2 separate regions of the Homo sapiens genome follow, and region 2 is linked to region 1. A link is a loop called in an ENCODE intact Hi-C map of the cell type or tissue named here. Cell type or tissue: breast epithelium. All regions are shown on one strand.

Region 1 (4,000 bases):
AGTTTTTCATTCATTGAAGATTTGATTTCCTTGACTTTGTCTGACCCTTGTTCCTGGGGCCTGATGGGGAGCTACAGATACCTCTGCGCCTCTGCATTGCCCAGGGGATCGGGCTTGGGGCCGTCTAGGAAGAAGGTGGACCCAGGGAGGGCTTCATGACTTTGGTGACCTTGATACTGCCTTGTAAGGGTTTCAGCAGCCTCAGCTGGGAAAGAGAAGATGGAAGGAGGCTGCTGAGGGGACCTGGAAGGCGTCTGATCCCTCTGGGGGGCTCCAGCAGGGTCTGTGGGCTAGTGGGGTGAGACAAGCCAGGCTGGGGATTCAGCTTAGGGCTGCCCCCTATACAGTCCCTGTAATCGGCCCCCATCTCCTCTTCAAGCTTTCCAGGAGCAGAACCGGGGCCCACATATTTGCAGTAGTTTATTCATATTTTGTCACAAATGGCCGGGGAGGGGGTGCCGGACTCCTCCAGGCGACATAGAAAATAGGTCCAAGAGACAAGGTGGGCTGAGGTTGGGGCAGATGGAGACAGGGCTGGAGAAAGAGCCTGGGGGAGAGGGGAGGGCAGACTAGGGGTGGGGCTGCCCCCCTGCTGAGCCTGCTCATTCCCGGTGCGGGTACCCCCCCACCTGCAGGGGGAGCCTCAGGGTGGGGGTGGAGGGGGATGGCCCAGAATTTCCAGGGTCAAGCTCTGCCCCTTGGCAGGGCCCAAGTTTCCCCCGAAATGGACAAGGCCGGAGGTCCTGCCCCTTCCAGGAATGACTGCCATGCCCACAGGCTGGCAGAGGAGCCCCTGCCCCTGTTTAGAGCTCTGCCCAGCCGCTCTAGTCCAAGGGGGAGGGCTCTGAAGGCGGGGTGGGGGGGGTTCCCCGCAGCAGCAGTTTGGGGGTTGGAGAGGCTGGGGGCACCAGTGCCCCCTCCCTCCCCAGGGCTGAGGCCTCTGCGGCCAAGGGGCAGGGCTGGGGGTGCACAGGCGTCCGGTCCGTTCTGGGCTCGCTCCCTGGCCGGCTTCCCCCTTAGAAACTCACCAACGTATAAACCATACTGTAGGAAGATGAGCCAGTGAGCCTAGCCCTGCACACACACAGCCACCCAGATGCCCACCTGGTCACACCCTGGGCTGCCCTCAGTCCTCAGGGGCAAAAGGCAGGAACTTGGGATTGGAAGCGTGATGCTGGGACATCCCTTCCCTGAGTTCTGACTGCTGTGGGCAAGGCCTCACCTGTACAGGTAATAGAAGAAGGAGAGCAGGTAGAAGGCAAGTTTGCACCAGGACTCCTTCTGGCAGTAGTTGAGAATGTCAGCATTCATGATGGAGACCGCATCATACATGACCTCAGAGCCATCTGCAGGACGGTGGAAGTACCTGGGGCAGACAGGGGCCTGAGTGTCTGCCATCAGGACTCCCACCCCCATCCTGCCCCTGTTCCCCATCTCAGCCTCCCCAAGGCAGCTGCTACCCTCACCTCCAGAGGTGGTAGAAGAGGAGGGGGATGTTGAGGCCCAGGGTCACCCACTCTGCTGCACACAGAAACATCAGACAGAAGAGGCCGTGGATGGAGTATTCTGGGACCACCAGCTGGGGGAGTGAGGGTGAGAGGTCAGCGGCCTGGTGCTATGACAGACCAGCCTTCAAGGGGACAGAGAGGAGCTGGGGTTTGGGAGGTGCCCACCCACCGTGACCTCTGGGGATTAAAAGGCCTCTGGCTTCCCACTCCCTCCCAAGTAGAGTGGATCAAACAGGCCCAAAGCAGGGGAAGGCCTGGTTCTGGGCCACAGACAGTGGGGGCAGCGCTGGGCTAGGAGCCTCCTGCCCCCAGCCCTGACACTGACCTTCCTCAGGAGGCAGCAGATGCGTTCGATGTTTTTTAAACGCTCGCGCTGTTGGGGGAAGGAAAAGGCCGCGATGGGGTGGCGGAGAAGCAGGTACTGGAGCAGCTCCCACCGCTCCACATGTGGCCGCCAGGGGGCGCCAGAGCGATCTCTGCGGCACTGTCGGCACGGCCGGGAAGCAGCCGCGCCGTCCCCATGGCGACCGTCACCATGGAAGGGCCTTCACCCGCGTCTCCATGGCAACGGCCCAGAGCCTGGCAACCACCGCCCCGCCAAGAGGAACTCAGCCCTGAGCCCGCGCCAGGTGTTTGCTGGGGGCGGAGACAGAGAGGAAGGGGGCATGGCCGTAGGCCCCCCACCCCACCCCCGTCTTCCCGTCTCCCACCCCCAGCCCACGACAGATGGAAAGACAGACGGACGGACACACCTCGGCACAGCACATGTATCACTTACTGCCCGCGCAGGGTTCCCCTGGTCGATGGGGTTCTTGAAGTCGGTCCGCAGCTCATCAAAGGCTATGATCTGGGGGAGGGGCGTGTGCCCGTCAGGGTTGGGGCAGCAGCTTATGGCCTTCCCCCAAGTCCTTCTGTGGGATAGTTTACTGAAGAGGACCAGCCAGGTGGAGCTTGTTGCAAAGGTGGAGAAACCGAGGTCCAGGGAGGAGCAGGGCCTGGTCCAAGGTCATTACAACAGTCCAGAAGGGAACCCTAGCGTCTGGATGCCCAGTTCAGGCCCATGTCCACTACACCCCCTTCCAAAACATCCCAAGACATGGCTTCGTGTCTGCCCTGCCAAGTCTCAGGCCCTGTGCTGAGCACTGGGGCTCCAGAGGCCTGGGATGCAGCCCCTGCCCAGGAGGAACCCAGGCCCAGAGGGATGATCACTCTGCCTTCCAGGTGATCAGGGTTTGGGGTACAGGGAGGACCTGGAGTGGGCGCTTAACCCTGTGTGGGGGGTGAGGGAGTTCAGGCTGGACTCGGAGTAGGTGTTGGTGAGCAAATGGGGGAAATGCAGTCCAAGCAGTAGAAGGTGCAATGGCAGAGGGGTGAAAGGTCAGGAGACATTCAGGAGGCTGCGGGTTTCATGGGGCTGGCGTGACAGCGCAGCGAGCAGGAAGAAAAGAGAGAGTGGTGGAAGAGGAGCTGGAGAATTCAGCAGAGCCAGACATGGGCGCCCTGTGAGGCCAGAGCAGGAGTTTGGACTTACTTTAACACAAAAATTTTGGGGGGAGGCATTGAAGAGTACACAGCAGCAGAGTGGGGTGGTCAGGTCCATGTCTTAGGATTGGTCCATGTCTCAGGATTGGTGGGGCAGGAAATCCGAGCTCACTGACAGTCACAGCTGAGATCTAAGTGGTGCTTCTCCTGGCCGGTATGTGGATTCACTCATTTAATTCTTAACAACCTTATGACTTAGGTACTAGTTTTATTTTCATGTCTGTTTTGCAGATGAGGAAGCTGAGGCAGGTTAAGTGACTTGTCCAGGGCCACACGGCTGGTTAGTGGATTCTAACCCAGTGTGACTCCAGAGTTAAAATTCCTAACCACTGTGTCATACTCAGGCCAGACCAGCAAGGGGACGGTTTGGAGGGTTAGGGGCAGGGCTGATGGTGGTCTGAGTGAGGAGAGTTGTAGTGGAGACGGAAGGCGTGCATGGGATTCTACAGCTCTTTAGGAGCCAGACTCCAGAGGGTTCAAATGGCTGAGAAGTGAAGGCAGAAATCTAAGGTGGCTTCAGGTGTTGGGGTGTCTGGCAGACGGCAGTGTCCTCACGGGTGGAAACTCTCCAGGGGAGCAAGTGTTTGAGGGGATGATGGGATGGGAAGGAGCTGACAGGTGACTTGGGGGAAATGGGCTGGCAGAGGAGCCTGCTGGGGTCCCCTCCTGTCGGCTCCAGCCCTAGGATGAGGCAGCAGGCCCACCACCCCCAGGCATCCCAGGCCCCAGACGGCTCAGAGAGAAAGAACATGGGCTTCCTGGAGGGAGCTGAGGCCATCTGGATCATCCCCCCTCCCCGCCCAGCTCCCCATTGACTCTGGGCAGCGCCACTTGGCACGCACAGCAACAGGGTCCACAGGGAGCAGAAGGGTGCCGTCTGTACCCCAGAGCTGGCACCACCAGCAGGCGGCGGGCGTCACCCCTCCCACCCCCCAGGCTGCCTGGCGCTG
Region 2 (4,000 bases), 360 kb before region 1:
CTAACAGGAGGAAACAATTAATTTAAAAAAAAAATCTGAGAAACTATCGAAGTAAAGACCAGCTTCTTTATCTCCCCATCATCATAACCCAACTTCCCTGAAAGGGTAATGCCTGGCATACAGTAGGTGCTCAGTATTTGTTGAATGATTCTGAGAAATGCTCTGACACAGTCCTGTATCTGTAGAAACTGGAGCAAGAAGGTACAGACCAAACATATGGAAGACAAATAACTGTTTCAAGAAAAACGTGAGGCTGAGGCGGCAGTTCTTGCACTCAGCCCCATCATTCAACAAGGTATCTAAAGCCTCATATGTTGGGTCATTTCTCCATGCCTATGATTTAAAGGCTGTAAACCCAAGTAATGAGGTGCTAGTGGGACCATTCAGGCATTCTTTGGATTTTGGCAGAGCTAAACAAATAGATGGTGAAAGGCATCAACACATGTCACTGGCCTAGTTAGCAAAGTACTCTTGGAGCCACAGCTTCATTTTTTCACATGGCACGAAGAGCGAAAACTGACTTCCTCTTCCCCTAAACCCCTCCTTTTCCCTGGAAATTAAGTTAAGCTAGATACACTGACTGGGTGATTGGAATGGTAGTCTTAAGGGAAGGTGGTGACTGTTTCTCTAGAAGAGAAGACCTACATCTGTAAACTAAAAGTAGTTGGTTTTATAACAAAGGTGGACCAGTGGGAAAAGTCTTCATTGGAATAAGGCTGCCTGCCTGGGCTTCTGTATAACCTCCTTCCTCTGGCACCTACAAGTCCTACTTACAATAAACAAAATAACTACAGTGACGTTCACCCAAAGCTGAGTGTCTTAAAACTTTATACCCTCCCCTTCAAGGTACAAATGAACCCCCAAACAAGCCCAAGCAAGAAGTCTCGCAAAGCACACATACCCTAAGTTGAAAAACCATTTATTTCACCGGAAAGAAAAAAAGTGATCCAACTCTATAGGTCTAGCCTTTGGACCAAAAAGAGACCCTGGAGCAGTGAGACTCTCACCAAGGTCATTCCCAAATCCAACAGCCGCAGGAGGCAGGAGGCAGGGAGGAGACAGCACAGCCCCCACCACAGTTTCTGCACACAATGAGGCCTGCTGGGAGAAGAGAACATGAATGGGAAGCTACAGAAGTATTGAAGGACAGAAGAACAGGAAAATGGGCAGGAGAGGAAAGGAAAGGAAAGGAAGAGAAGGTCTGAACTTAGCAAGGTAAATTAAGGTCCACGGTTCCTGAGGGACTGAACGCACAGAGCCGAGAACGTCCCGGAGATGGGGTACCACGAAGGGTGTATTCTCATGCACAACCGCAGCTCGGAATTTCAGCCCACACACATCCCACCTGAAAGAGAGCACAATACAGCGGCTTTACAGCAAAGCTCAAAAGGGCTTTCCCATTTAAAACTTCAACATCTTTACAAAGTCTGATAACTTGACACTCCTTTTAAGTTTACTTGTACCCTTCTCCCCCAGTATCACAGTAATCTCTAACAATGAAAAGAGCTTGAAGGCCAGAGAGTAACTGGGGAGGCTAAACAACCTCAGACTAAGGTCTTAAATTAATAGCAAATCTTGTTTCATAAAAGTAGGCAAAGAGACATTCCTTGCTCTTGATGATGTTAACATTAGCATTCCTCAGAGAAGGTAATTCCACATCACAAGCTGTCAGCAGAGGATAGGAAAAATGGAAAGGTTCCAATTAGCTCCCTGAGGTTTAAAAAAAAAAAATTAACAGTATTTTCTATCTAGGAGTTACTGCCAAGGTCCGAGTTAAAAATCATTCAAAGTCTAGATAGAAGTAGCATCAACTGCACAAGTTTTAAGACCTGAGGACATCCAATTCCAACTAGGGAAGAAACTAACTTTGGAAAGAAGGTGCAGAAGGGCATGTATAAGCTACACATCAAGTCTCTTTTCCAGCCCAATCAGTGACTGCCTACCCAATGACCCTGGGAAAGCCACATACCTTCTGCCCTAACTGCAAAGATGACAGTTATCTATCACTCACACAGTTACTATAATTAAGGATCAATGGTAATGTGTGGGACATACTGGGAGCTATTCAAAACTAAGGGCATTGAGATTTACCCTTAAGTACAACAATAATCTCAAACACCTAGAGCCCAAAGCTGGCAAGTATCAGAAGAGAATATATTCAAGGAGAGCCAAATGGATCATGGGGCTCAAAATGTATGACAGTGGAAAAAGCCAGCGGACTCAGGGTAGAGCTGCTGGCTCAAGAGTATTAAATGCCCAAAACAGCTAGTGAGAAGATGAAGAAGGGAGTGATTTGCTTATGGCAAAGCTCCCAACCCTGGATTTCAACATTACCAAAGGAGTAAAATTAACAGGTGTGCCTGCATTCTTAAAACATATACCCTGAGAAAGTAGATGATGTCAAAACTAGAACTGTGGGAATAGTTACTTAAAAAAAAAAAAAACCCTAAGTAAGTGACAGGCTGGGCTGTTATAGGACAGACTGAAAGATATAGCAATGGAGTGGGCACTCTATTCAGGGAATAAATCTGAGCTGGGCAGAGAAGGTGAGTGTTAGCATCTATGCCCAGACTTCCTTGTGGAACTTTATAAAAGATAAGTTTTGTATTTCTCTCTACCCCAACTTACCATCAAATAAGTTCTATAAAACTCATAAGGGTTGAACGGTTCAGGAATGTCAGAAATACGCTTCAAGATTAAGATGATGCCATTTTGGTAGTCTTCTTAGTAACTGGGACCTGAGCAGTGATGACCAGTTAACTACAGTTATGGACTTTATCATCAGGGGTCATATCAGAACTTTCACACAGCACAAAACAGAATAGGAAACTTGAAGACCTTAGGAATGTCGCACACGTAGGAAACTTAACAAAGGCTCTAAGAAACAAAACACCTGAGCCTGAACGTGTGGGTCCCCAGGTAAGGTTCAATTATAGTATAGTACATAGGTGACCCAAGATTCACCAGCACATCATTCTTTATTTTTCTAGGCACAAATAGAATCAAATTGACTCCCACTACCAGAAGCCCTGAAAAATAGCCATGAGGGCCAAGGAACTCTATGTATTTTAAAGTTAAGCAGTTAGGACTTCTCTCTAGCCTGTGAGCCATCCTAGTAACCTTCCCCTAACCCTGCAAAAGCAAGCAAGCAAGCAGGGCAGCCTAATTGGAGCCCTTTAGGCTGCAGGAGGGATGGCAAAACCAGAAGAGGGAACACCCCACCCCTCTCACCTCAAGCTTTAAAAGGCTGAGTACCGCGCCCGATCGGCATACTGCTCCCGCTCATACCGGGCCATGTCGTACAGAGAATTCCGCGCGGCTGCTGAAGCTTGGGACAACTCACTCTCATGCCCGTAACCGTAGCCCTCTCCAACAGTGGGGACTGGGGCTGTAGCGCGACGCAGGGGGCTCCGATCCCGCCCGTAATATGAAGTGGAAGCTGCAGTAACAGCAGCAGCGGCTGCTGCTGCAGCAGCAGCTGTGGCAGCAGCTCCTGAGGTCGGCAACAGGTGTCTATCGTAGGGATCGAGAGAGGTGGAGGTGAGGTGACTGGCCATGGCTGTATTCTGGACTTGTGGCAGCTGGGACAGGGTCTGCTCTGCGTAATTATACACGGAGGCAGCTGCAGCTGCCACTGCCTCATAGGACCGGGCAGCACGGCAGCGCTTGTAGTAGGCATCGAGCGCTCCGTACGCGTTGTTGTAATACAATGAATCCCCATAGCTCATGGTGTAAGGCGTACGCACTGCTCCGTATTGCTCATTATATTGCTCGGTCAAGTCTGCCACGCGGCCTGAACGATCTATCGGACACTCTTTGGACCAGTGCCCCTCTTTCCCGCACCGATAGCAGCCGCTCTGGTCTCCCATCCCGGGCGCAGTCCTAAGCCGGCTGGTGGACAACTGCACGTGCATTCGTTTGCCTTGAAGAAACAGACGCAAGAAGGGTTGCTATCACTCTTAGTCATAGCCCCAGCCCCTACCCCAGACACTGGTCATAG

The links. A loop is a pair of places that touch in the nucleus more often than their neighbours do. Peaks named below come from ENCODE experiments on the same cell type or tissue, not always from the same donor. Only the 100,000 strongest peaks of a DNase experiment are listed, where the experiment ranks them.
Region 2: it touches region 1 in a loop (5-fold over the local background); 1 of 110 quality-filtered maps calls a loop at or near these places.

What each region holds. Positions count from the first base shown.
Region 1 is chr11:66,280,614-66,284,613 of GRCh38, reverse strand. CNIH2 (cornichon family AMPA receptor auxiliary protein 2) reads right to left here. Exons shown (of 6, transcript NM_182553.3): 2 at 2,287-2,355; 3 at 1,834-1,881; 4 at 1,467-1,579; 5 at 1,223-1,366; 6 at 408-1,044. The coding sequence ends at 1,017. YIF1A (Yip1 interacting factor homolog A, membrane trafficking protein) reads left to right here. Exons shown (of 8, transcript NM_020470.3): 8 at 1-34. Among named protein-coding and RNA genes, the nearest start is that of CNIH2, 4.4 kb to the right of the region's middle. RefSeq lists an enhancer at 1,665-2,168. In breast epithelium, CTCF peaks have their summits at 1,756 and 1,957 (motif pointing right); a DNase peak (open chromatin) is centred at 2,013; H3K4me3 peaks cover 552 bases; H3K27ac peaks cover 261 bases.
Region 2 is chr11:66,643,372-66,647,371 of GRCh38, reverse strand. RBM14-RBM4 (RBM14-RBM4 readthrough) reads right to left here. Exons shown (of 2, transcript NM_001198846.2): 2 at 904-1,345. The coding sequence ends at 1,326. It overlaps RBM4 (RNA binding motif protein 4), which reads right to left. Exons shown (of 4, transcript NM_002896.4): 3 at 3,232-3,922; 4 at 904-1,345. The coding sequence ends at 3,240. Among named protein-coding and RNA genes, the nearest start is that of RBM4, 6.7 kb to the right of the region's middle. RefSeq lists an enhancer at 3,565-4,000. In breast epithelium, no CTCF peak of the experiment used is centred here; no DNase peak of the experiment used is centred here; H3K4me3 peaks cover 2,728 bases.